Regions from separate parts of the Homo sapiens genome. Here region 2 is linked to region 1. A link is an interaction called in ENCODE POLR2A ChIA-PET data of the cell type or tissue named here. Cell type or tissue: A673. All regions are shown on one strand. Links, peaks and the distances in the headings refer to the core of each region. The heading gives the core; the rest is flanking DNA.

What was found. Peaks named below come from ENCODE experiments on the same cell type or tissue, not always from the same donor. Only the 100,000 strongest peaks of a DNase experiment are listed, where the experiment ranks them.
Region 2: POLR2A ChIA-PET joins it to region 1 with 10 read pairs; 4 of 35 experiments call an interaction of 5 or more read pairs at or near these places.

What each region holds. Positions count from the first base shown.
Region 1 is chr16:23,749,213-23,757,541 of GRCh38, reverse strand. It overlaps CHP2 (calcineurin like EF-hand protein 2), which reads right to left and starts at 2,516. Exons shown (of 7, transcript NM_022097.4): 1 at 2,426-2,516; 2 at 1,809-1,881; 3 at 1,615-1,695; 4 at 1,349-1,479; 5 at 1,093-1,154; 6 at 219-341; 7 at 1-12. The coding sequence starts at 2,492. RefSeq lists an enhancer at 1,983-2,628. In A673, for the core only: no CTCF peak of the experiment used is centred there; no DNase peak of the experiment used is centred there; H3K4me3 peaks cover 706 bases.
Region 2 is chr16:23,664,156-23,672,484 of GRCh38, reverse strand. DCTN5 (dynactin subunit 5) reads right to left here. Exons shown (of 6, transcript NM_032486.4): 5 at 6,757-6,859; 6 at 1-5,438. The coding sequence ends at 5,341. Among named protein-coding and RNA genes, the nearest start is that of PLK1, 11 kb to the left of the region's middle. RefSeq lists an enhancer at 1,842-2,071. In A673, for the core only: no CTCF peak of the experiment used is centred there; no DNase peak of the experiment used is centred there.

The DNA.
Region 1 (8,329 bases), core at 200-8,199:
CTTCTCTAAGGACTGAGGGAAAAACAAATGGCAGGCAAGAGGCTTGACTCTCAGCTCTCCATGCTCCCAACCTCCTCCCCCAGGGTTCTACCCATTCCAGAGACCCCATCATTCCCAGGCAACCCCTATCTTTCCGCCCTCCTCCGTTGAACGTTTCCCAAGTCTGTCTGCCCCAGAACTCCTGATCTCAACTCCCCAATCCCCAAGGGCACTCTGACCTTGGTGAACTCCACGAAGGACACAGCCCCATCCCCATCTTCATCAGCCTCCTGCACCGTGCGGTCAGCGATGTTCTCCAGCTGCTCTTCTGTCACCTGTACCCCAACCATCAGACGGAGAACCTGAGAGATGAGTGAAGAGGCAGCCATAAGGAGGGGGCACGAAGGCTGCAACTCCCCATCTCCTAAACCTTGCCCACCTCATCCCAAAAGTTATTGCTAATTTTATAATCCATCCTTCATCCATTTTTCACCATATCCCCCAATAATTTTCCCTACTGCTTCAACAACCAATCTCCTATCTCTCCCTCACCATCCTGCACTACCCTCAAAATATGCTCAAACTCATTACCCAACTTTATCACCCAACCTCCATCCATCCTCCACACCATTCTCCACCTTAGCCACTAAGGGTTTCTAATTCCATCCTCATTCCATCACATCTGTTCCAGAGTTTCTCAATCTTGGCACTGTTGACATTTGGAGCCAGGTAACTCCTTGTTGGAAGAGGCTCTCCTGGGTATTGCATGATATATAGCCACATTCCTGACCTCTACCCACTAGATGCCAGTAGCACACTCTCTCCCCCATTGTGACAACAAAAAGCATCTCCAGATATTGCCAGATATTCACTCAGGGAGCAAAATCACCCCCAGTTGAGAATCACTGATCTATTCCCAACCTCATAGTCAACTGCTCCCCACTCCGACTCCCAACAAACCCACACTCTAACTGCACCCATTCCCATTTCCCAACCAATACCCCAATTATCTGCGCCCCAGTTCCCCAATCATCCCACCCCATCTCTCACACCATTGCATTTAACCATCCCATCCTTCACACATCACATCTCTTGCTCTCGCTTTCTGCCAACCTGCAGCATCTCATGCCTGGAGATCTTCCCATCGCGATCCAGGTCATAGAGCTGAAATGCATCTGGGGAGAGGGTGGGAGGGGGAAAGGAAGGTAGGTCTTCCCTGGCTCTCTTCCAGCAGCCACCTTCCTTCCCCCCACCTTGGAGGAGGGGGGAGGTTGTCAATGCCCTCAGGAAGGGAGTGGGAGATCCCTGGAGCCTGTCCCTGGTGTGGGTACATCTGCATTCTCACTTGTGCAGGTCCTCACAAACTCACAGTGAAGTTTGTTCCTTCTGCTGTTGAGAGGTTCAGGTTTCTTGGGGTCTTGGGTTTCTGTGTCCTCATCTTCTACAGGGCGAAAATGAGCCAAGACCCTGACAAAGCCTGGGAAATCCACTCGCTGGCTCCTGGGGAGACGGGACAGAATGGAAAGAGGTGGTGGTCACCTTGGCCATCACTTTGCCTCCGTCTCTAACCTCCCCTCCCACCCACTCACACACCGGTTTTCCCGCCTTCACCTCCCCACGCCCAGCAAGCCTCACCCATCGGGGAAGAAGCTTTCTATAATTCGGTCTCCCAGGGGGTTCACGGCGAGCGCCCCTATCTGCTGGAGATCCATGCGGCTGCAAAGCCAAATTTCAAAGAGGGTAAGGCAGAGATGCCAGACGGAGGGTCAAAGAGGGACATGGAGTCAGAGAGACAGAGGCCAGAAGTTATGAGGCCGGCTCCCCCTCACCTCAGGTAGCCCTTCTTATTCCTGTCCAGTGCCCGGAACCGGTGGTGCAGGCGGAGCAGGCTGGCTTGGGAGACTGCGGGAAGGAGAGTGGGGTGGGGGTGTGTGACTCTGCAGGGCCAGCTCCAGAAACCCGCCCCAACAGGCCAGGAAGATGGGCCAGAACAGCGGGGGCTGGCTGGAAGGGGCGATCATCCCGGGGAATCAGGGGTTGAGCTGGCCGGGGCGGAGGGAGAGTGACACGACCCCGCGAAGATCCAGGTTCAAGACCCGGGCGGCTCGCAACCTCCCGAAAACCAAAGAACCAAAGCCATCCCTTCCAACCGCCGTCAGCTCTGCCTTCAGCTTCGAGCCGGGCTGGAGGACACCTGGGTGCCTGGATTCCTCTGGACTCCGACCCCGTGAACCCGGATCCTCCCCAGACTTGGAGGCTGGGACCCCTAGGTTAACCCGCCCCTAACCCAGCGATCCCAGGCACAGGGGCCTTGGTCTTCCAGCTCCGGGGAGCCCCGGACCCCAGACTTGTAAGTTCGTCCATCCTTCAACCCAACCCCTTCCCTAGCCCCAGACGCCTGGGTTCGCCCCGTCCCCTCCGCAGCCGCCGACGCGGGCGCACTCACAGCCGGTCTCTCGCCGAATACTGTCCCCGTCGGGAATGACCGCGGCGTGGGAGCTGCGCGACCCCATGGCCGAGCTGGAGGCGGAAGGGCCGGAGCAGCCACCCGGACCCACGCGTTCTCTCCTCCCGCCGGAGAGGCGTGGCCGCCCCAGTGGCCCCAGGGGGACGAAGGCCACAAGCCTGGCGCGCGGCCAAGCTCCAGAACCCCGGCGTGCCTCTCCTCCCACCCGCGACCCGGGCGAATGGAAAACAATGTGCAGGGTGGCGGGTCAGAGGGAGGCTGCGAACAACGGGCTGTTTCAGCTCCGAGATTTTGCGATCCGCACGGGAGAGGCTGGTCGAGTCCCAGGCCCCGCGTTTCCACGCCTCCCCCGGGGCCGGTTCCCACGGTGCGCCCTGACACCTGAGCCACCTCCTCCTTCGCGGGCCCCGGGCGCTCCCAACCCCAGGGCGCTCCCCGGCGTCGACGCTGAGGAAGCCTGGGAGACCTGACCTCCTCTGTAGAGACCACGCCCTGCTGGAAGGCGGGTGGCCTATGGGGAGGGAATCCTGGGGGGAGGGGGGAAGAGGCATCGAAGAACTCCCAAAGACGGGGAAGTGGGGAGGGGCGGCGAGATGAAGGGTGTGCGTTAGGTTAAGTGGAAAGAGCACTGGTTTGGGAGTCCTTGTTGGAATCCCAGCCGTGCCCGTGACTCTGGGAAAGTCAGTAAATCTTGGTTTCATCCCTTTTGTTCGGTTCACATTGCCTTATTGTTGTTTAATTGAGCCAATGCTTAAAATTCAGGAGATTTAACCCAAAATCCACATTCTTGGCTTTTCCTGAGAAATCAGAAGTTCTATCACCACCAGGCCCAGAGCTGTCTTCTGGCCACAGTCCCTCCAAGCCCAATTCACTCCCTTAGGTACCTACTGATCCCGTAGAGCTCCAGACTGGGAATGACTTAGTCCTCTGAACAGCCCTCCAGAGCCATGGGACTCCTTGGCCCAAGAGAGGGTTACAGACATCACTGGGACTAGGCTTAAAGCAAGAATGACAACAAGGGCTCTTGTTTACCACGCTTTGCTAAGCACTTTACGTGCATCCGTTCACACATTCCTTGTAGGCCCTGCTGGGCTGCTTTCTTCTAATTTTACGTGGTGGAGGCTGCCGGGGGCAAGTTGTGAACTAATTATGTAAAGCGTGCATTCTCAGTGCGGTCTCTATCTCACCCCAACGGGGCAAAAAATAAAACATATTTTTTATGTACAAAGCACAGCATACATACAGCACATAAATAGATATACAGTATAGCTGTGATATTGAAATTTCAGGGCAGACGTGGAGGCTCATGCCTGTAATCCCAGCACTTTGGGAGGTAGAGGCAGGAGGATTGCTTGAGCCCAGGAGCTCAAGACCAGCCTAGGCAACATAGTGAGACCCCATCTCTACAAAAGAATACAAAAAAAAAAAATTAACCAGGTGTCGTGGCACATGCCTGTAGTCTCAGCTACTTGGGAGTCTGAGACAGGAGGATCACTTGAGCCCAGGAGGTTGAGGCTGCAGGGAGCCATGATCACGCCATTACACTCCAGCCTGGGTGACAGAGTGAGACCCTGTCTTGAAAAGAAAAGAGGCCGGGCGCGGTGGCTTATGCCTGTAATCCCAGCACTTTGGGAGGTCGAGACGGGCGGATCACCTGAGGTCAGGAGTTTGAGACCAGACTGACCAACATGGAGAAACCCAGTCTCTACTAAAAATACAAAATTAGCTGGGCGTGGTGGTGCATGCCTGTAATTCCAGCTACTCGGGAGGCTGAGGCAGGAGAATCGCTTGAACCCGGGAGGTGGAGATTGAGGTGAGCCTAGATCGCGCCATTGCACACCATCTTGGGCAAAAAGATCGAAACTTGGTCTCAAAAAAAAAAAAAGAAAGAAAATAAAATTTCATGGGGTAGGGGTGAGGGTGGGGAAATTAAAAAGACTAGGGGAGGCGTTGATAATGAAAAAAAAACAGGTCGAGAAACTCATTTGTCAAGGGACAAACACTAGAAGTGTCCACTTTTGAAAGTATCTTTAAACCGTTTCCCCCATCATAATTGCACATACATACACAAATTTCCCAGGGGGGAAAACATGCAAGCAGTTCATTGCAAGGGCTCAAGTTCATATCCACCCTGGAGAGAGAGAAGCTGAAGAAACAGTCTATCCTCCAGCCCCAGGCAGAGGCCTGCATCAGATAAGTCTTGAAAATATTGATCTAAGAAGTGCTTGCTTCTTTCAGATACCCCCAAGGATTAAGCAACTGGCATAAGGAATGCTTGATTCTCTTTCAGACTCCCCCCAAAGACTAAGCATGCGGGAAACCACACTCCTCCCTAATGAAGCCCAGCAATCACTGCAACCCACAGCTGTGAGTCAGGCTGTGCATGTAGTTTGGGTTCAGTTCTGAACCCAGGAGGAGATGAGAGCCCTAAGAAGCTGTGATAAGCACCGCAGGCCAGCTTGGGATGCTGATCTTGGAAAGGGCTTCTCCAGCCTTAATATTGGAGTCAGTGCTACACCAAAGTAAATTAGGCCGGAGAGTAATTAGGAACTCCCATGCACACATCATACACAAGCTTTTAAGAGAGGGCTGGACCAGGCACAGTGGCTCACACCTATAATGCCAGCCCTTTGGGAGACTGAGGCGGGCAGACCATGAGGTCAGGAGATTGAGACTATCCTGGCTAACACAGTGAAACCCCGTCTCTACTAAAAATACAAAAAATTAGCTGGGTGTGGTGGCAGGCGCCTGTAATCCCAACTATTTGGGAGGCTGAGGCAGGAGAATCACTTGAACCTGGGAGGCAGGTGTGGCAGTGAGCCAAGATCACACCACTGCACTCCAGCCTGGGTAACAGAGCAAGACTCCATCTCAAAAAGAAAAAAAAAGAAAGAGAGAGAGAGCAGGCTATGCTAGAACTCATTTCTGTTTCATGTACACAAGTGAGACTTAAATCAACTTCACAGTTTTTTCAGGTCATTTAAGCGGGAAGATGCTTTGGGGAAAATTTTATCTGCAGAATCTGTTAGACTAGAGTCAGGAGGAATATTTGGTTTTTGCTTTTCAGCTATGTAAAAGTTGCTAGTCATTCTTTTTTTTTTTTTCTTATTTAATTTTTTGAGACAGAGTCTTACTCTGTTGCCCAGGCTGGAGTGCAGTGGCGCCATCTCAGATCACTGCAACCTCTGCCTCCTGGGCTTAAGCAATTCTCCTGCCTCAGCCTCCCTAGTAGCTGGGATTACAGGCATGCACCACCACACCTGGCTAATTTTTGTATTTTTAGTAGAGATGGGGTTTCACCATGTTGGCCAGGCTGGTCTCGAACTCCTGACCTCAAGTGATCTGCCCACTTCGGCCTCCCAAAGTGATGGGATTACAGGCATGAGCCACCACGCCTGGCCGCTAGTCATTCTTGGTGAAGGTTCAACTAGAAGAATGAACATCCAGGAATAGTCAGGAAAATACAGAACAATTAGCACTCAATAATAAAAAGATAAATGACCCAACTTTTTAAACGGGCAAAGGACTTGAATAGACATTTCTCCAAAAAAACATATATGTTTAGCCAATAAGTACATGAAAAGATTCCCCACATCATTCGTCATCAGGGAAATACAAACCAACCACAATGAGATATCACTTCATACCCACTAAGATGGCTGGAATTAAAACAAACAAAAACAAGTCTTAGTGAGGCTATGAAAAAGTTGGAAGCCTCATTCATTGCTGATGGAAAAGTAAAATGGTTCAGTTACTGTGGAAAACAGTTTGAAAGTTTCTCAATACACTAAACAAAATTACCATGTGACCCAGCAATTCTGCTCCTAGGTATACACCCAAAAGAATTGAAAATAGGGGCTCAGGCCAGGCACAGTGGCTCACACCTGTAATCCCAGCCCTCTGGGAGGTAGAGGTGGGCAGATCACTTGAGGTCAGGAGTTCAAGACCAGCCTGGCCAACATAATGAAACCCCATCTCTACTAAAAATACAAAAAAATTAGCCAAGCATGGTGGCACGCATCTGTAATCCCAGCTACTTGGGAGGTTGAAGCAGGAGAACCACTTGAACCTGGGAGGCAGAGGTTGCAGTGAGCCGAGATTGCACCACTGCACTCCAACCTGGGCAACAGAACGAGACTCCGGCTCAAAAAAAAAAAAGAAAGAAAGAAAGAAAGAAAGAAAGAAAGAAAGAAAGAAAGAAAGAAAGAAAGAAAGAAAGAAAGAAAATAGGAGCTCAAACAAAAACCTGTAGTGAATATTCATAGCGACACTATTCATAACAGCCAAAAATTGGAAATAAGCCAAATGTTTGACTGATGAATGGATAAGTAAAACATGGTATATTGATACAACGGAATATCATTTGGCCATAAAAAGTAATGAAGTATTATATATGCCACAAAATGGATGAACCTTGAAAACTCTATGCTAAGTAAAATAAACCAGTCACAAAAGACCACGTATTATATGATTGCACTTACATGAAATGTTAAGAATAGGCAAACCCGTAGAGACAAAAAGTAGGTTAGTGATTGCCGAGGGCTAAGGGAGGTAGGTGGGAGTCAGGGATAATAGCTAAAGTGTACAGGGTTTCTTATTTTTTCTTTTTTTTCTTAAGACAGGGTCTCCTATCACCCAGGATGCAGTGCAGTGGAGTGATCATGGCTCACCACAGCCTCAACTTCCTGGGCTAAGATGATCCTCCCACCTCAGCCTCCTTAGTAGCTAGGACTATAGGCACATGCCATCTCAACTGGCTAATTTTTTGTTGTTGTTGTTGTTTGTTTTCTTGTAGAGATGGGATCTCACTATGTTCCCCAGGCTGTCCTGGGCTCAAGCGATCCACCCGCCTCTGCTTCCCAAAGTGCTGGGATTACAGGTGTGAGCCACTGCGCCTGGTCCCAGGGTTTCTTGTTGAGGTGATGAAAATGTTCTACAATCGACTCTGGTGATAGTTTGGTTGCACATATCTGTGAATGTAATAAAATCTATTGCATTGCATGCTTTAAATGGGCAAATTGTGTGGTATGTGAATTATATCTCATTAAAACTTTTTTAAAAGAAAACAGCACAGAGAAGACAGTCAAACTTGACTCTCCAGAGGAAATAAAAGTTGTAACAAGATTTCTGTAGCTGAACCTACAGAGGGATCTTTTTTTGTCTTCTTAAAAACAAACTATAAAACAAAAAAAAAATTTGAAAGAAAAAAGTAAACAAAAAAATAAAAATTAAAAACAGAATAGCCAGGAAAGCTCTGGGACGAAAAGTAATGAGGGTGGGTGACATCAACATCATTAGTCATCAGGGAAATACAAATTCCTCTACCAGGAATAGAGAGGTAAGAAACAGGAATAAAGGGCCAGGCGTGGTAATCCAGAACTTTGGGAGGCCGATGCAGGTGGATCATGAGGTCAGGAGTTCAAGACCAGCCTGGCCAACATGGTGAAACCCCGTCTGTACTAAAAATATAACAACTAGCCAGGTGTGGTTGTGGGTGTGTGTAATCCCAGCTACTCAGGAAGCTGAGGCAGGAGAATTGCTTGAACCCAGGAGGCGGAGGTTGCAGTGAGCCGAGATCGCACCACTGCACCCCAGCCTGGGAAACAGAGTGAGATTCCATCTCAATTAAAAAACACACACACACACACAGAGACAAGAGGCCTTGTGTAGTGGCTCACACCTGTAATCGCGGCACTTTGGGAGGCTGAGGCAGGTGGATCACTTGAGCCCAGGAGTTCAAGACCAGCCCAGGCAACATGGCAAAACTCTATCTCTACAAAAAATACAAAAATTAGCTGGGCATGATGGTGCACAGCCTGTAGTCCCAGCTACTCAGGAGGCTGAGGCGGGAGAATTCTTGAGCCCCGGAGGTGGAAGTTGCAG
Region 2 (8,329 bases), core at 19-8,018, 85 kb after region 1:
GTTAAACTCAATAGACTAAAAACTCCGGGTTCAAATGCTAGCTCCTCCATCACTAGCTGTATGACCTTGGGAAAGTACTTAATCTCTCTGTGCCTCAATTTCCATGTTTATAAAATGGGATAAAGTGCCCATTATAGTGCCCATTTCCTAGGATTCTATCCAGGAGATGATGTGCCTATTTCCTAAGGTTCTTATAATGAGATTCTGCAAGGACAGCACTCCAAATAGTACAGGCACATGGTTTTGACAGTTGTTTCTGTTATTATTGAAATAAAAAGAACCTATACCTGTTCCCAGGAAGCTCAGAGTCTCTCACAGGCCTTTTCAGTTCCTGGGGCTCTCATATTTCCTCATTCTCCCAGACTCCTCTGACCCTACTCTTCCTCAGGTTCTTACTGCTCCTGTGGGAAATCAGAAAGAGCAGCCAGCAGACAACACCAACTGAGATGAATGCAGCTGAAATGGCACAGGTCAGTATGGCCAAGAAACACCATGGGCTAATGTTCAGACCCATGGTATGAAAGCCAGAGTGGGTGTGAATTTCACTCCCATGTCTCTTATCTTGGATGGTTTTCATCTGCATGACCCATTTGCCCAATGCCCAATGGATGTGAAGATACAGAAAAGTCCAGGTACTGTTTTCAGGGAAGTAAGATGTCCTGTGCCAACTCTTCTCACTTCAGGGTCCAAGTCAGAGTGCACAAGGAAAGCAGGTGGGGCTGGCCCACCAGCAAAAGCTTCAGGAGAGCAAGGGATTGGCTGACTGGGCTGCAAGGGTAGTGTTCAAAGCCAGCTGCCTTGGAGGCCAAGATAGTGGAGGAGCTGCATAAAACATGGATTTTGCAGCCAAGTAAGAGCTGGCCTTGATTCCAGCTCAGCCATTTATTAGATGTGTGGCATTGGGCAAATTTACTTAACCTCTCTGAATATCAGTTTCCTCTGCTGTAAAACAGGCTGTGAAACTCTCACTTTTTTGACAGTTGGGAGGATTAAATGTTTGCACCCCATAGATACAAAACAAGGAAGGGTGATTTCTCCATCTCTTGTTTGTGGCGGACTGATTATAAAGGGCAAGATGTTTTAAATTTTATTTTAAATTTTAAAAATATGTAAGAATGCTATGCCTTATACTCTAAGGGGTTTTGCTCAAGGTGTATCACTTCCTAATAAAAGTGCCTAATAAACTGCCGTTTATTGAGTGCTCACCCTGAGCCAGTACTTATGCTTTACATGTATAAATGCATTTCAATCATCATAATACCCTATCCAACTTCCCCATTTTATGGATGAGAAACCTGAGGTTCCACGAAGTAAGATAACTTGCTCAAAGTCACAAGGCTAGCCAATGGCAGGCTGGGATTTGATCAGCCTGACTCTAGCACTCACACTCCTCACCACTATGATGGCTCTCAAAATGGGCCCCTCAGACCCTCTCTGTATTTTGACTCTTTGGCTTTCTCACTCACTAAGCTGTGAGATCCCTATGAGAAAGAACTGGCTCCATCTTAGTCTCCACTGTATCCCCAGGACCTAGGAAGTGCTTGGCACCTAGTAGTGGCTTGGAAAGCACTTGTTAAATGAATAAATGAGTGATGGTGTCTCTCTTCTCTGTGCAGCATATGGTGAGGGGCCCACCTTCTTACCCCTAAATGGAAGCAAGCACATATTCTACTAAAAGCACAAGCCCATTGCTGGGGGGCTCTAGAAGTGTTTCAGTTATCATGTACTTATGGGAACTGTAGAAGTTGGCGAGACATTTTGCTGAGACCAGTTCTGAAAAAACCAGGCCTTCGGACACGCTGTCCCAACACTGCCAGTATCATTTCAGGGGACTTGCAGCTCCATGGAAGCTAACCCCCAGGAGACCAGCCAGCTGGATTTGACTACCTATAGTCACCATCCAGGTTGTCAGATGCCAATTTTTTTTCAGGAGAACCGCTGAGGCTAGCCAGAATATGGCTGGGCAGCACCCTCTAGGCTCTCACTGGATAGAACAGGATACAGAGAAAGGCCTCCCTAGCCACCAAGACCTCTTCCTTATAGCTGAGAAACTTCCAAGGATATGTTAACTATGAACAATGTTTGTCTGATTAATTTCAAGTCTGCCAGATGTATCAGTGACTAAGAAAGGAACTGTGGCCTCAGATCCTGAGTGAAATGGTTCATGCAGAAGTGACTAATACAGAAGCCACCACCCCAACCCCAAATAACCACAAGGGCTCTGTGCAGCCATGTAAAACAGAATCAGTCAACAGGAGGCTCACAAGACAATCATTCACCTTTGTTCCCTGCAGCAGGTATCCTGCAATCTGAGACTTATCTTGAGCTGGGGTAAGGTCTGAGGCATGCTGGCAGGGTGTGTGAGGGTTGGGGGTGAGGGTGGTCACATCCAGGCAATCATTCTATTAAGGATGTGCTAGATGACCCACAGACTCAGGCCTGACTCCTCAGGAGCTCACAGTTAGTAGGGGTTCAGACAAGAACACAGGTACATAACTAAAACTCTATTGATAAGGGCGCCTCGGTAAGGTGCTATGGGAACCATAAGGATGCAGTTCCATGGCCCAGTCAGCTCATCTGGGGAAAAATAATAAAACAAAAAGGAAGCAGTTCCAGACAGAAGACCATCTCCAAATGGTTCTTTATTGAACACCCACTTTGGCTAGGCAATATCCTCCCCCTGCCCTCTAATCCAGGCTCAGGTACCCCCAGTGGAGTATCCTCAGAAGGCAACTCCCAAGACCAGGAGTAATGAGAGATTGGGCAGAGGGTAAGGGACAGCAGGGAGACGGAGGAAAATGAAGACACCAGGGAAAGAGGAGAGGCCTGAACTGGACAGCTGATGCTTTGTCCTGCCCAGCACCCATTCGTCCCTTCTTCAGGTAATATCATCTGCCACCACAACCACCAGCACCAACTCTCAGTCTCTGTGGGTACATGCCAGGCCTGTCCATTTGGTGTATTCCATCTTCCTGGCCACAATGATGACTTGAGGCTGGATACCTTCCTCGTCTGGACCAATGAGAACCAAATCCAGCAGTTCTGTCAGCAAAGGGGAGCTCTTTTTATCAATAACTGGTGCTGTGGGGCCACACTGTGAAGCCCAAGAATAAAGCCAACTCAAATGAAAGCAGAGCTGAGAGCCAAAGAGACAGATCCCTGTTTGGAGTCCTGGGATGCAGCCTGAAGCCCAATCTAGCCCATCCTTTTCAGCTACGTGAGCCATTAAATTCCCTCTGCCCCAAGTGAACTGGAAAGAGTCCCAACCAAGGTCCTTCCCATCTGGTTGTTCTTCTGGAAGTATTTTGAGGACAAGGAGATTTTCATCTCCAGGGTTATAAAAGTAATTGTGTGGTGACAGGCTGTTCCTAGGTCCCTGGGGTGAGAGCCACCATGGAGACAGAGTCCAGCTCGCCTTTCCTAGGATACACACTCACGACTGTCAACACATCTTCGAATACATCAGCACATAATTATAAACTCCTATTGTTTGTAGTAGCTATTGTTTTTGTCTTCCCATCACCTTGTTTTGGATGAAGAAAAGGTCATGACCCAGACTGGATTAATCATGTGGCCAAACATGCATGGCCACAGTGACTGATCCAAGAGGACATGGAACTCACAACAAACCATTGAGAACTTTGGGAGTTTCCAAATTCGAACTGGAAGGGAAGAAACCTTTCATTCAGAGCCCCCAAGCTAGGAGGATGCAGGTCTGGAGCTATCAGCTGTCATGGCTCCAAATGCACGGCGAAGGCTCATGTGCAGCAGGAGGAAAGGAAGCCAACAAAGAGGCCTGGTTGAGTCTGCTTGTTGTCTCCCAATGGCCATTCTTCCCCCACTCCTTTTTACTAGCAGAATCTCCTTCCTCAGAGTTTTGGCTGCCCAAGTAGAAACTAAATTTACAGCCTCCTTTGTTGCTAACTGTGGCCACATGGCAAGACAGTAGGAACCTGGGTGCCTGATGACATCATGGACCAGCCCCTTGCCTGGCCTGGACCAGCTGACTATCACTGCACTGTTATGGGAGAGAGAAATAAACTTCCATCTTGTCGAAGCTATGTATTTTGGTGGTTTTATGTATAAACATTTTAAAAATAACAAACTAGAAAGGAGTTCTAGATGGAACTAGTGGCAATGATTACATACAGCTGTTTTGTTTTGCAAACCCCACAACTGGATATTAAGTCAGGATAGCTCCTGCTAAATTCTAACCTCAAGGCTGAACTGTTCTGCCCTATTCACTTACAGATCAGAGCATTAGGCAAGGACAACCTTCTTAGCCCCTCACTTCTGAATCTTCCTTCTAAGCTAAGAGGTCAGAGCAGAACGAGGAAATGTTGTGCTATTTGGCCAGAAGGAGATGGTAAGAACAGCCCTAGTAACTTCATTTACTCCTGAGGCTCTGTGCCCACAAACTGATTCTAAGAGCCCTTCCTGTATATATGCGAATTAGCTCTAAGTACAGACATTTTGGTGTGAATTGTGGAGTTTATGGCAAATACAGGGTAGGCTGAATGGTTCTAGGCCAGGAAGCAAGAGTTCACAAATGCGGTGTCTTCAATGAAATAAGGTAAGTACCTTGAAGCAAGGAGTAACCACCTGACTAATGCATCCACATGAGAGACTCAAATCTAACACTTGGCAAAATTACAATCTGGGATACTGAGGTCCCCACTTTTAGTGAAAGCCAAAGGCCCTAGGTCAAAATGCTAAAAAGTCTTTTACTAACTATCCTAGGACAGCTAAGGTCATTTTGGGAAGAAGAGAGAAACACTATTCACCCCTCCCTTCAAGTTTTAATAGACAACAGGAATCTGGGCTCTGAAAAGTCACAAACACCTTTCCCAAGATGATGAGCAACTGCAACAACTGGCCAAATGTGTTAGCAGCAGAAAAGCTGGGCATTACCTGTGTGAGAGGCGCTCAGCATGGGCAGTGAATGGCCGTGAGCAGCGCACCAGCTACATAGCCTCCACACCGGAAGGGTGCTGCTGCTCTGCAGGTCCGTTTCAGGCGGGATCCAGCCATCCACAGGACCAAGGGGCTGGAGTGTTGGGAACAGATGATTCTGTGTTCCACAGATAATGGTACAAAGTGACTGTTCATAGATAAGGTGTAAGCACAGCATTTGAAGACAGCTCCTCCAGATGGTCTGTCTGTTAGTGAATTCTTAAGCACTTAGAGCCTTGAAGATTGAGAAATTCTAAAGAAATTTTTTAAAAGGAGGAGGGTGGTAGATGTCAAAGACACAAAAGCTCTTTGTAGGTGCTGACTGGCTCACTTTGTCCCCAGGTTCATCTTAGAGCTCAAGCAGATTCAAGACATGAGGCAGAGATGCTAGACTTGCGTCAGGGGCAAAAACTTCTGGTAGTAGCTCTTGGTGACGTCAATCATCAGCTCCTGAGTGCACTCCGGGAGCTCCCCTGAGAAGAGTCCTGGGGAAAGAAAGACCCAGCTCTAAGGAGCTTGAAGAAGTTACAAGAAGTTAAGATATTTCTCTGGCAATATCCTTCTCACCTCAATCAGATGCATGTCTGACAATCACTTAAATAATCGCTGAGGCTGTTCTGGTCCAGTGCTTGCTAAGAACAGCTAAACTTTTTCACAGCAGGACCCCAATATGGAGAAATTACTAAACAAAAGTCTCTCCTTCCTCCTCTGCAAAAGCAGAGATGCATGACACGGTAGAATGGCCAAATGCCTCCCCGAAGAATCTGAGTGATGATTTTGTTCATCTTAGAAACTCAGATTCAATGATCTGAGAGATGAGATTTATTTTTTAATTGGAAAAACAATTAAACCACTCAGTGGTAGGTATCATATACTGTCAAATCTCTCTGTTCATATTATTTTCCATCTGTGAATTTATGACGTGCCTCTGTATATGCTACATGATTTCAGCTGTGTAAAACAACATGGAGAAGAAGATACTGTCTTGGGGTAGGGCTAAGGGAATGTGAGGTTTTCTCCTTCCTTCTGCTTTTCAGTGTTTTCCAAGTTTTCTGAGAGAAGTACGTATCACTTTTGTTTCCTCAAGCTTTATAATTTGGAACTCCGGGCTCCTGATGGGCTTTACTTGTGAGCATTCTATCAGCCAAGGTCCAGAGATAATGTATTAATATTTGCCCCTCTCAGGTATCCCCAGGGTATTGCTGGTCTTAGACCATGGTTTATGCTAACTTTTCAGTCTGGGAATTCCTGGGCCATGTGGAATGTACAAATTAAACCCATGACCAATGTGAGGGTAAGCCCAGTACTAAAATTCTCTAGACAGACTTTTTCTACCCAGAGTCCAGGCCAGGCAAGAAATGCTTTCTTGTACATTCCCTGTGTTGGCAGCAGATTTGTTTTACATCGACTTTTCCTTGAGAGGGAATCCTTTAAGAGTATTTGAGGATCTCTCTGCCATGTGTGGATCCAAGGCTTTATTTCCATCCCGACATGAGTATCACCCCTCAAATCACTCTATTATGAAGACAGCATTAACCCGTGCAATCTCACAGCTTGGGCTTAGTTTCCTCTTTGTGTTTGGCCCTTCATAATTTCCTTATTTTCTGGTGAACCCAATTATGCATTTAAACAGATGCTTGTTATATGTTAGGTAGCATTTCTAGGTACTTTGTACAGGTGAATTTCTAAGTTAGCTCTATCAACATATTGCCAGAGATAGGAATCGTAAGCATTACTTTTGCGATGGAAAATACAACTGAGTTTTAGGAAGTTAAAATAAAATTAATCAACAGCCAAGGTTACCTGGGCAGCCTGAGAAGACAGTGAATGGTGGAACCACAGTTTCTGGAGGTAATACTGTGTTGTCAAGAATTTTGCAGCAGTCTTTCAACACACATCGGCGCCCCTGAAATTAAAATCTTGTTAATAGGAAATGGATCAGTCTACTGTGTGAAAGGCTCCTTTCTATTTTCCCCATTCATGATACCATGTAATAGCCAGGGACGGTGACAAGAGGGTTGGTTGCAACTTCCTGCTTCAGGTGGTACCTGACGAGAAGGAGGCAGCAAGGTTGTGAGAGTGTGTGTTTGTGTACATTTCGGGGGGAAGGCTGTATGCTAGAGGCAGGACAAACTGTCTCAGACATTACAGACTGAATTTCAGTCTTCCATGAGCTCTGTTGAATTTTCCCTTTGATTTAGTGGACATTTGTGCTTTTGCTTGTCCAGCATCCATTCCCCTTTCTTCTGGTAACAGAACCTGTATTTTCCTCGGTAACCCTCCCATCCCCATCTCATCCATGTGCTTCACCCCCCAGCCCACACACCAAACCCCAAGCCTGGAAACAATAACAGGTCAGCATATGACCCCAATTAGTCTGATGGACCCCAACCTCAGGGCTTTTGCTGGGACTACTGGGGAAAGCAGCACTTCCCACTGGGGTTTCCAGAGGATAGGCTGGAAGACTGGAATAGGCATCTTATTTCCATGAAGGAAGAACCTGCCTGGGAGTGAACCTCCCAGAGGAAAGCAGCACAGAGATGGAGACTAATTCTTACAACATGGGCTGAATGCCTGGAGCCATTTGGCCGTGACATTAAGATCTACTCCTGTACTCTTGGTTTATATTCACCACCCATTCCACTCCACATCCACCAGCTTAAGGTTGGTTGGTTGGTTTGCTCTTTTGTCAATTCAAACTGGAAAAACCCTGAAAAATTCATTTGGATATGAAGCTATTAGTTCATTTGTTCTCCCACTGGTGAGTGATAGTCATGTAGATGTTTGAACCTCATCCCTGACTTTAACCACTGTCACCACTTTTCAATTCTGCCATGATCCACGGCATTCAGAGAGCAAGAAATAAGGTCTGAGAGACTCATCTGTTTCATGGGGCTTCTGTGTACAGTTTACAGCTGTATCTTAGACTCCTTGCTGAGGAAATGAAAGTTTTGATCATTCTGACTGCATTTACATCAGGGCCTGTTAGTTCACTGGTATCCTGGCTAGACAATCAGAAAATATACCTGACTGAGAATGTGGAAATCTTTACAAATACCAGGACAATGCTAACCAGTCCAGACCTCAGATTTTAGCAAAGAACATGATTGATTTGCTTGTGTTTAAATTTTTCCCCATTATTAAACACTTAAATCATATGTTTTTCTAGGAAAAGGTAGATTGCTAAATGAACTTCTTATGAAAGCATGTGAATTTCCTAAGTGGCTCTGAATTTCCCAAGTGGCTGATCTCTCTCCAGCTAGGTGGATAACAGCTATGAGAATACTCAGCAACATCTTTAGCTCAAAAGCACATTATGACTATAGTTCTTCGTTCTTCCTTGTAAAGTTATCTTCCGTGGGTTACCTGCTAGTGG